Linked DNA regions of Homo sapiens: region 1 is linked to region 2. The links are chromatin contacts, found by Hi-C or POLR2A ChIA-PET in ENCODE. All regions are on one chromosome and are shown on one strand. The core of a region is the stretch at or near the end of the contact, and the rest is flanking DNA. Distances in the headings are between cores, read along the strand shown.

The links. Hi-C counts contacts between places; a loop is a spot of excess contacts on that map. ChIA-PET counts read pairs that join two places held with the same protein, here RNA polymerase II (POLR2A). Pooled maps may share reads with other maps.
Region 1: a loop to region 2 is called in a pooled map, with 5 times the contacts of the local background. The contact joins the enhancer-like site here to the promoter of MARF1 in region 2. A Hi-C loop is called at or near these places in 1 of 37 single-sample maps with no recorded cell type and 3 of 50 pooled maps. POLR2A ChIA-PET finds 5 or more read pairs at or near these places in 4 of 52 experiments (GM10248, MCF 10A, activated CD4-positive, alpha-beta T cell and 1 more).

What each region holds. Positions count from the first base shown.
Region 1 is chr16:16,022,559-16,027,982 of GRCh38, forward strand. The region is part of intron 5 of ABCC1 (ATP binding cassette subfamily C member 1 (ABCC1 blood group)); the gene reads left to right. Among named protein-coding and RNA genes, the nearest start is that of ABCC1, 76 kb to the left of the region's middle. Within about 2 kb of position 3,358, at least 14 of the 41 ENCODE cell types and tissues checked have a DNase peak (open chromatin) inside an H3K27ac peak, as active enhancers do.
Region 2 is chr16:15,641,329-15,647,108 of GRCh38, forward strand. MARF1 (meiosis regulator and mRNA stability factor 1) reads right to left here and starts at 1,826. Exons shown (of 27, transcript NM_014647.4): 1 at 1,690-1,826. It overlaps MIR484 (microRNA 484), which reads left to right and starts at 1,966; the gene lies at 1,966-2,044. It also overlaps a transcript of NDE1 not described here.

The DNA.
Region 1 (5,424 bases), core at 2,108-4,607, 380 kb after region 2:
GCTAGAAATGCTGGGTCTCAGGCCTCATCCCAGACCTACCAAGTCAAACTCATTTTAACAAGATCTCCAGGTGGTTCAGGGTTGCAAATCACTGGTTTGGAACATTCAGTGAAAGCTACTCAGCTCGTTTGCAGTAAGAGGTATTTTTAGTCCTGTCTGTATAATATGTAATATTTTCCCCCCAGCATTTTACTATGAACATTCTTAAACCTACAGAAAAGTCGAAAGAATTCTACTGTGAGCAGTCATATAGTTGGTACCTAGAGCCACAGTTAACATTTTGCTAAACTTGCTTTGTCACATATCTGTCTGTCTAACCAGATAGCTAATCAGCCAGCCAACCGGCTACTTTTGTTTTGTTTTTTGTTTTTGAGATAGGGTCTCACTCTGTCTCGCAGACTAGAGTGCAGTGGTGTGATCATAGCTCACTGCAGCCTCCAACTCCTGGGCTCCAATGATCTTCCCGCTTCTGCCTCCCAGGTAGCTTGGGCCCTACAGGTGCACACTACTGTGTTTGGCTAATTTTTAAATTTTTTGTAGGCGTGAGGGCTCCTTATGTTGCCCAGTCTGGTCTTGAACTCCTGGCCTCAAGCCATCCTCCCACCTCAGCCTCCCAAAATACTGGGATTACAGGCCTGAGCCACTGAACCTAGTTTTTTTGATATCTGAAACTTCCTTCGAAATATATTAGTATTCTTTCATGCACCCACTTCCAAGTAAATCATTAGCTAGAGTTTAAGATCTGTTTACACTTCTGAGTTTTTTGCTTAAAATTTACATACAGTGAAATTGCTGATCTCAAGTTAGCATTTGATGAATCTTGGTAAAGGAATACTTTAAACCCCTGTCAAGATATAGAACACTGCAAGGACGCCAGGAAGTTCCCTCGTGCCCCTTCATGATCAGTCTCTGTCCCCACCCACCAAGGCCTGATCTTGGACCGTTGATTAAAGCGTTGAAACTCCATTTTCTTTCCATTTCTCCGTCATGCTTTCAGTCATTTAATAATCAGGTGTTGTGCCAGGGGCTGAGCTAGAAAGAAACAGACCTTGACCACTGCCCTGGAGGAGAGATGGAAGGTGGGTGGCAGGCAGTTGAACCAACAACTGCAGGATGGACAGTGGGGGCTCTGAGGGAGGGAAGTGCTGGGAGTTGTGGGGGCTGGGAGAGTGGTCCCTGACTCAGCCTGGGGCTCCAGGGCTAGCATCCAGGGAGGAGAGGGGATGCTCAAGTCTAAGGAATGCGAGGCTCTGGCCAGGTGAATATGTTTGGAGGTGGTGGGGTGGGAGGGTGCTCCTGGTAGAGCAACTGGCATGTGCAAAGGTCCAGTTGAGGGAGCTTGTGGGTGTTGGGAATCACTTGGAATTCGGCTTGGCTAGGCTGGGTGCAGTGGCTCATGCCTGTAATCCCAGCACTTTGGGAGGCCGAGGCAGGCAGATCACCTGAGACTAGGAGCTCAAGACCAGCCTGGCCAACGTGGTAAAACCCCGTCTCTACTGATCATAAAAAAATTAGCTGGGTGTGGTGGTGCATGCCTGTAATCCCAGCTACTCGGGAGGCTCAGGCAGGAGAATTGCTTGAACCCGGGAGGCGGAGGTTGCAGTGCGCCGAGATCGCGCCACTGTACTCCAGTCTGGGCGACAGAGCAAGACTCTGTCTCAAAAGAAAGAAAGAAAAAAAGAATTCTGCTTGGCTAGATTGGAAGGGCTAGGATGTAAGCGAAAAGAGAGGCAAGAGTCAGCATCAGAGATCAAGGGTGCAATTATGTGTCACAATAAGGACTTGGAATTTTTTGTTTGTTTGTTTGTTTTGAGATGGAGTTTCACTCTGTCACCAAGGTTGGAGTGCGGTGGTGCCATCTCAGCTCACCGTGCCCTCCACCTCCGGGGCTCAAGCGATCCTCCCACCTCAGCCTCGCAAGTAGCTGGGACCATAGTTGCGTGCCACCACGCCCAAGTAACTTTTTCTGTTTTTGGTAGAGATGGGGTTTCTGTATGTTACTCAGGCTGGTCTTGAACTCCTGAGCTCAAGTGATGCCCTGCCTTGGCCTCCCAAAATGCTAGGATTACAGGGATGGGTGAACCACCACATCCAGCCAGGACTTGGAATTTTAACCCTACTGTGGTGGGAGCTGAGGAAAGGTTTTTCACCAGTGGAATGACACACTCAGGTTGGACAGGTTGTGGAAGATCCTCAGGCTCAAAGGAAGAGGATACATTGGACATGGGGGTGAGGTCGGTGGCACTTAAAAAGCCTTTGCAGGCACCCAGGCAGGTAGAGAGGGAGGCTGAGCCAGGATATTCCCCTGTGCCCACTACAGCATCAAAAACCAGAAAAAGGGCCAGGTGCGTGGCTCACACCTGTAGTCTTGGCATTTTGGGAGGCTTAGGGGGGAAGATTTCTTGAGACCAATCTGGTCAACATAGTGAGACCCCATCTCTTGAAACAAAAAAACAAAGAAAACAGACAAGTTGATGGGCAAAGGGCATGGGCAAAGATTCTGGGGTGTGCTCCAGTAGAGGAAACGGAGGTCCTGGGCAGGGAGGCATTTTGCACAGTTGGTAAGCAACAGGGCAAACAAATCACCAGTGTTTACGTTATACTGGCAAATCTCTTACTGCTGGACATTTAGGCTCCGTCTAATAATAAGGATAACAGCTGGGTGCACTGTATTATTTATTTAGTCCTCACAGTAGGGCAGGATGATCAGTCTCCCCACTTGACAGATGAAGACACTGAGGGTCAGAGTGGTGATGTGTCAGGAACCCTCCCACTGGGTTCTCACGCTTGAAACACAGATTGCTGGTCCCCACCCACACAGTTTCTGATGCAGTAGGTCTGGGTGGGGCCCGAGCATCTGCGGTTCCCAACAAGTTCCCAGGTGCCACCGATGCTGGTGACAGAGCTGCGTTTGAGGATCACTGCTCTAAACATTATTGCTGCTGCACGCATTGCCTCCTGCTGGGTGCAGGGGTTGTGGGGGGCACTTTGGCAGTGCAGAGCGGAGGTAACCAGCAGAAAACCCGTTAGAACTAAAAGCTGAGAGTGTTTCTGACAAACAGGTCAACATGCTGAAAGACCCAGACAAGGTCCTTAAACTACCCTGCGCTCCAAGAATCAGTGCCTGGGGCTGCCGTACCTAATTGGTTCAAACCACAGGGTTTCTGGCCAGCTCATCTGGTACCAAACGTAGATGTCAATATGGTGGATGCCAAAGAACACATCACTCTGTTTGGATGAATCAGGCTTTTCCTCCCTCTGCCTTCAGCCAGGACTTCTCTGAATTGTTTTCATTTCAAATGAAAGAGGGACCAGTTCACAAGCTGCTTTCATGCTATCTGGGACAGGAGTTACTGTATTTCAGTGTCTGAGGCTGGGAAACCCCCTGGAGGTGGCTCTGTCTTTTGTACCTAGTGTGTGATGTCAAAAGATTCTCCTTGGTTTGGGTTAAATGACATGCTCCCTGGATTACAATCCAGTGCCCCATGATTTTTTTTCCTCCTTTTTTATTGTCAATCCTTGACCTACTTCAGAAGTTAGTTGTCTTTGTTGTCAAGTAAGGCCTTCCACGTCAGATAGAGGCTGTTTCCAGGCCGGGTGCAGTGGCTCATGCCTGTAATCCCAGCACTTTGGGAGGCCGAGGTGGGTGGATCGCTTGAGGTCAGGAGTTTGAGACCAGCCTGGCCAACATGATAAAACCCCCGTCTGTACTACAAATGCAAAAATTAGCCAGGCATGGTGGTGTGCACCATGTAATCCCCGCTATGTGGCAGGATGAGGCAGGAGAACTGTTTCAATTTGGGAAGCGGAGGCTGCAGTGAGCTGAGAACGCACCATTGCGCTGCAGCCTGGGCGATGAGAGTGAAACCGTCTCAAAAAAAAAAAAAAAAAAAAAAAGGCTATTTCCTTTTTTTTTTTTTTTTTTTTTTTGCCAGTGAAGGGGGGACCCTGTGTTGGCCTCCCTATCGGTCACTTGAGATAATCTGAAAATCTGTGTTTAGATCCATAGAAGAGAGGCGGCCTGAGGAGAAGAATTTGACAAAGCTCTTTGAGTGTGCAAATTAGAAATGGCAATTGCTGGGCGCGGTGGGTCATGCCTGTAATCCCAGCGCTTTGTGAGGCCGAGATAGGCGGATCAGTTGAGGTCAGGAGTTCGAGACCAGCCTAGCCAACATGGTGAAACCCCATCTCTATCAAAAAATCCAAAAATTAGCCAGGTGTGGTGGCAGATGCCTATAATCCCAGCTACTCAGGAGGCTGAGGCAGGAGAATTGCTTGAACCTGGGAGGTGGAGGTTGCAGTGAGCCGAGATCGGGCCACTGCACTCCAGCCTGGGCGACAGAGTGAGACTCAGTCTCAAAACACAAAAAACAAAAAACTGTGCAGTGTTCTGTCTGTCAATGTCCTTGTTGCATTTGCAGGGCAGGTTTTCTACCAGTGGCTGGGGACTTAGTTTTACTGGGCCGAGGGAAGGTTAGGATTTGAGGGTCTTGTTAAGCTGGATATGGGCTGCATTTCAAGCCTCCCCTGGCTGTCTCTATCCTGCGTGTTGATGCCAAGGCTGAAGAAGACTGGATTTGCAGGCAAAAGACTGTCATTTGAGGCCTGTTTTCACCCCTTAATCACTGTGTCTTGGTATGTTGTGGGGGTTGAGGTAGGCAGAGGTTAGCCAACCTTTTCTGGAAAGGGCTGGCTGATAAATACTTGAGGCTTTGCATCCCATACACTGTCTGTGGCAACCCCTAACTCCGCTGTGTAGCTCAAAAGCTGCCATACTCATTTATAATACATAAATGAATGGGTGTGACTGTTCCAATGAAACTTTATTTATAAATAGCTGGTCTGTGGGCCATAGATGCTTCTGATATATAAAGCATCTGGTATAGTGGTGTATTGTGAACCCACTGGGGTTTTTTCCCCCCCAAACACTTGAGCTTTATTGATGTATATTGACAAATAAAAATGGTATATAGGTTGGGCACGGTGGTTCATGCCTATAATCCCAGGACTTTGGGAGGCCGAGGCAGGTGGATCACTTGAGCTCAGGAGTTCGAGACTAGCTCAAGGAATAGAGTGAAATTCTGTCTCTACAAAAAATACAAAAATTAGCTGGGTGTTGTGGTGTGCGTCTGTAGTCCCAGCTACCTGGGGGGCTGAGGTGGGAGGATCACTTGAACCTGGGAGGTCGAGGCTGCAAAGAGCTATGATTACACTACCGTGCTCCAGCCTGGGTGACAGAGCGAGACCCTGTCTCGAAAATATATTTAAGGTGTACAGTTTTATGTTTCCATATACCAGAGGCTACTGTCACTGCTTCTATTATTATTACTACTACTACTACTCATGTTACCCTTTCTTTGGCTGTTACTTTGTGCCAGGTACTATTCTAAGTACTTACCATGTTTGATCTCATTTAATCTTCAC
Region 2 (5,780 bases), core at 576-3,075:
CACTGATAGTAAATTACGATTCTTGTCTTTCCTATTAGATACAGGTTTTATGTCCCCCAAAAAACTCCTCTCAAAATCGTAAGAATCTGTGATATTCACAGTGTTCATAACTTAAACATTCTCTCAAACTTCTTCAAAGCCAAATCCTGAAAGTGAGCTAACATTCACAGTATAATCTAGTTTATAAAGTATTTTCACTTAACATTACTTATGTCTTCATTCAGCAAATATTTACTTAGTATCTACTATGCAGCAGGCCTGTGCTTGGCACAAGGAATATAATGATGAAAAAAACCCAGACGGTGGGATCCTCTTATATAATTTTTGCAATAATCCTGTGAAATAGACAGGGGAGAAATTAGCTACATTTTTGCAGAGAGAGAAAAAGAAACTTAATGAAGTTTTGTAGCGAGCCTGACACAAGATTAGGCTTGTTCACCCCTTTCCACTACATCAAGGTGCCTTCAATACTGCTCAATACAAGCGATTAAAAGTAAAAACTTTCAGGTGCCTGCACCCTGAAAACTTCCCAAATACCATCCACGAAGCAACTTAGGTAGCCAAAAGCAGGTTCTGTTTGACTTGAGCGACAGTCTCCTTTCTGTCACTCTCTTCAAGTCTTTTGACCAATTCAATGAGGAGAGCATAGGCTCTGTCGACTGTCTGCATTTTGGTCTCCAATTTGACTGCGGTGCAGCTTTGGACAACTCACAACCTCTCTGAACCTCAGATCCCATCTCTAAAATGGGTGTGATAATAATAGAAACCACCTTACAAGGCCGTTGTTTGGATTACATGAGGTAATCCACGGGGAACATTTAGCAAATGTTGTTTCCTTAGCACCCAATCTAGTCTTTGACCCCACACCACCCCATCCCATTACCGTTTTCTCCCCCATAGCTCTTCTGTCCAAAACGGCCTTTTTAGCTTATTTTATTATCTTTCTCCCCCATTAGGCTATAAACTCCATGACAGCAGAGACTATGTTTTCTTATCCACTATTCCAACTCCTGTCCTTAGTACAATGCCTGGCATATTTTAATAAATAACTGTTGAACGAATAAAGCTTAATAAATAGGAAAACAGTTTAGGTTTCAATACACCGATATGCAAAAGAGAAGAATATTTACCGCTCAGAGAAGTCCAAAAGACACAAATGCAATTGGACAGCTCTTGGTAATACCGGAAAGGTGCTTGAGAAACTCTAAAAGGTGTATCACGAGGTCGCGTTACAACTACTAGTGAGAGTGGCTGAAGCCCTAGACATTGTCAACCCTGAGACTACACCCTATGTGTTGCTAAAAGGCCGAGGAGAATGCAAAACGGCCGGGGAGGGGGGAGTGTGTTGCAAAAACACCCGCCCCTTTCCTTCTCTCTTAACCTTCCAGCTGTGCACTTCACTCCTGGAGGGCCCCACCAGGGGTCAGACAGGGGCGGGCGGGGAGCCAAATGCCCTCGAAGGGGAACAGCGGCGCCAACAGTGACAGTAGTGAATGGACCCGAAAGGGAGACAAGCCAACTCTTTCGTGGGGGGCCCAACTGGCGCGTCCCAGTTAGCTAACCTCCCCTCTCCACCACCATCCCACCAGCAATAGGCGGGGAAAGAGGGGACACTGTCCTCCGTCCCGCCCCGCTGGCCTCGGAGCAGAGCCTGCCGGGGTCTGGTCGCAGGACTGTCTGCAAACTCACCTCTGCCGCCGGCTCCACCTCCGCTCACATTCCGGCCCCGCCGCCTTCCCCCCGCCCCCCCCAGGCCCTTTGTTTTGATTCCCGACTCCGCAGCTCCCGCCGCCGCCGCCAAGCGCACCCTTCACTTCCGCTTCCGCACCGCACCGCCCCTGTCGCAAAACCGACGCCCTTCTCTCCTCTTCGCCCCGCCCCTTCCTCGCCCCGCCTCCGCCGCCGCGTCCTGTCCGCGCGGGGCATGCTGGGAACCCCGGGGGGGGCGGGGCCTCGCGGCCCTGCAGCCTCGTCAGGCTCAGTCCCCTCCCGATAAACCCCTAAATAGGGACTTTCCCGGGGGGTGACCCTGGCTTTTTTGGCGAAAACCCCCAGTTTAAGGAGGCCTTCCCCCTGGCTTCACGTTGTGGAGTCGAAAGGAACCTTGAAGCGGAGAATGAGCTCGTGACGTGGACCCGAGGAAAAAACCTGCCAACCAGGATTTAATAGAATTCAGCTCTTTCAGGCTTTGGAGGGAAGGCGATTTGAACGGGATTTCAATGAAAAACCCTGTCCCTTCGGCTTTTTTTTTTTCCTCTCTCGGGTCTCGTCACGTGATGGTCCTACTTTATTTTTAAAAATTAAATGGCGCATATTCCCCAGCATCCTAAATCTAGTGCAACCTAGTGGCAAGTGGAGAAAAAAATAACTGCCAACCTGGCTTCCTACGAGGTCCCCCGGAGTTCTCGCAAAGTTGCGACCCAGTTGGCAAAAATACAGTGTGTGCAAAGACTCAACTGGACATTGCCACCAAGAATCAAGAGATTTTTGGGGACTTTAGCAAGAAAACGTTATTTTTAAAAGCCCTGCTCCAAAGCTGGTTACAAATGAATACTGCGTTTCCAGTGACAGGTTGGGCGAGCAGAAAGGAAATCTTACGGTTAGTTTCAAACACTTTGTGTTTTAGGTGGCCAGATATGCTGTGTGGTTTGCTTTAAAAAAAAAAATAGCGCCCCACAATCTTCACGTTTCCCTGGAATAAAAAAAAATTTAAGACTCAGCAAAAGGGTGATTTCTGAAACTACCAGCTGATTACTATTTTCTGTTGCAAATTAGGAAAAAAGCAAAGCACATATTGTGTAAGTTAAATCTAGACACGATTTAGGATGTGCTAGCTGCTAGCTAAATGCTACCTTAGGAGTTTATTTTTAAAGTTTGCCCAGAAACAAGTTGACTTTGCAAAAGAATCAGTAAGTCGAAATTGCCAAACGAGAATATTTTGCCCAAAAAAATCCTTACTGGGAGGTTATTTCAATAGGCAATCCCCATTACGTGGGGATTAACACATCCCTGTAAACATCCCTGTAGACGGGTATTGTGGAGGGCAGGATCAGACATGTAGCTGAAGAATCCTTTGTGCCTGTATTTAATTTTCCAGAAGGCAGATGACAAGCACACATCCTCTCCCTGCGTAGGTATTTATTACTGCTGACTAAATCTTGACTGTGGGCTGGGCGCAGTGGCTCAGGCCTGTATTCCCAATACTTTGAGAGGCTACGGAGGGAGGATCTCTTGAGCCTACAAATTTGAGACTAGACTGGGAAACGGTGAAACCCTATCACTATTTAGAAAAGAAAGAAAAAGAAAAAAATCTTCATTATGTCTGTGTATAGGTAGTATTTTCCAAGTGGAGATTAGAATAGATGAAAAACCCGTTTCTAGCGTTTTGGCTTTTTTCAAAGTACCAAACAAATACGCTACTCTTCAGAGGTGTTTTTTCCCCATTTTATTTCAGTTGAGTATGTTTCAACACAAGCCATATTAACTAAAAATCTTAAGAAACAAGGTAATTGTAGGTTTCTAATTGCTTTTTTTAAAAAATAGTTTTTAGCCAGAAAACATCAAAGAATGCAGACACATTTCCTTTTTACTTTTTTTTTTTTTTTTTTTGAGACAAAGTCTTGCTTCATTGCCCAGGCTGGAGTGCAGTGGCAGGATCTTGGCTCACTGCAGCCTCCACCTCCCGGGTTCAACCGATTCTCATGCCTCAGCCTCCTGAGTAGCTAGGATTACAGGCGCCCACCACCATGCCTGGCTAATTTTTGTGTTTTTAGTAGAGACGGGATATTGCCATGTTGGCCAGGCTGGTCTCGAACTCCTAGCCTCAAGTGATCCTCCCGCCTCGGCCTCTTTAGGATTACAGGGCTGAGCCAACGAGCTTGACCACATTTTCTTTATATGTATATTTTTCTTTTAGATTCCTTTTTACCAAGCAGACACATTTTGTTTGACTTAGCTTGGCATTCTTTCAAGTCCAAAGCTGTAACTAGTCACAACAAGTAAATGTAGTGATTGAAAATGGGCGGGGCATGGTGACTCATGTCGTAATCCCAGCACTTTGGGAGGCTGAGACAGGAGGACCCCTTGAGGCTTGGTGTTTAAAACCAGCCTGAGCAACATGGTGTGACACTTGTCTCTATTAAAAAAATTTTTAAAAACAAAACAGTCGTATTAAGTGGAAGGCTAATAAAAGTCTGAATTACAAATACTTTTAAAAGAAATGTAATTTTATTGCTGCTTTCTAAAGACTAGGAGCCTAAGCAAAGTATACCAGGCCTTAGGAGACAATTATGAATCAAAATACATAAATTTTCTCTTAAGATATATTTTAAGTATGTATCCTCTATTAATTGTATTCCTGTTTCTTTGCTGGGAAAACTTTAGAGAGTACAAGTAACTTTCAGTTTTTCCCTTGTCCAAATTATAGTCTTCACATGTATGAAAACCGAAAGACTTTTTTGTGTGCTATTTAAGTAGCTACTTTACATGCAATTCAGCTTTTCAACTAACCAAGCTGTTATTAAAGGAGTTTCTCCCCAGAAACCAATCTTCTACCTGTATTAGGTTCAGTGGTTTGAATTAATAAATGATCATGGAAGGACCTAAGGAAGTTAAATTGAGTTATCTGCTCAGCCATAGTCCAAAGCTACAAGGAAAACAAATTGAATTTAAAAAGAACAAGAAAAACATTTTAAATGTTTTTAAGGTTTTACCCAATGACAAACCTATTTCCCTAAATGTTGTTCCCAAATAGGACTTTAAGGATTATTATTTCAATGCCCTCTCTTTTTTCTTTATGGAAAATTTGGGAAATTGAGAACCAACTAGTTTAAATACCTTGATCAAAGCCATTTAGGCAACACCAGTACCTCATCAGTTTGTGCTTCGGTTTCTCTGTAAGCTGAGGTGATTAGTTCCTGTCCAGAAACGTCACAGAGTGGTTAGGGCCAAATAAAATTCCGAGGGGGGCCAGGCGCAGTGGCTCACGCCTGTAATCCCAGCACTTTGGGAGGCCGAGGCAGGTGGATCACTTGAGGTCAGGAGTTCGAGACCAGCCTGGCCAAACCAACATGGTGAAACCCTGTGTCTACTAAAACTACAAAATTAGCTGGACGTGGTGGTGCACACCTGAAATCCCAGCTACTCAGGAATCTGAGGCAGGAGAATCGCTTGAACCCAGGAGGAAGAGGTTGCGGTGAGCCGAGATCGTGCCACTGCACTCCAGCCTGGGCAACAGAACGAGACTCCGTCAAAAAAAAGAAAAAAAAAATCCAAGGGGGGTTAATACCAGCTACTTGGTAGGCTGAGGCAGGAGAATCGCTTGAACTGGAAGGTGGAGGTTACAATGAGCCGAGATCGCACCACTGCACTCTAGCCTGGGCGACAGAGTGAGATTCCATCTTAATGAATAAGTAAATAAGTAATAAAATTCCTAAGGGGAGGCTTGGTGTGGTGGCTCATGCCTGTAATCCCAGCACTTTTGGAGGCTGAGGCGGGTGGAGCACTTGAGGTCAGGAGTTCAAAACCAGCCTGGCCAACATGGTGAAACCCTGCCTCTACTAAAATAGAAAAATTAGGTGGGCATGGTGGTGAACACCTGTAATCCCAGCTAGTCGAAAGGCTGAGGCAGGAGAATCGCTTGAACCCGGGAGGTGGAGGTTGCAGTGAGCCGAGATTGCAGCACTGCACTCTAGCCTGGGCAACAGAGTGAAACTCTGTCTCGAAATAAAATAAAATTCCAAGGGGGAAGGCATCAGACGTAGTAAAGTGTGAAGCAGCAT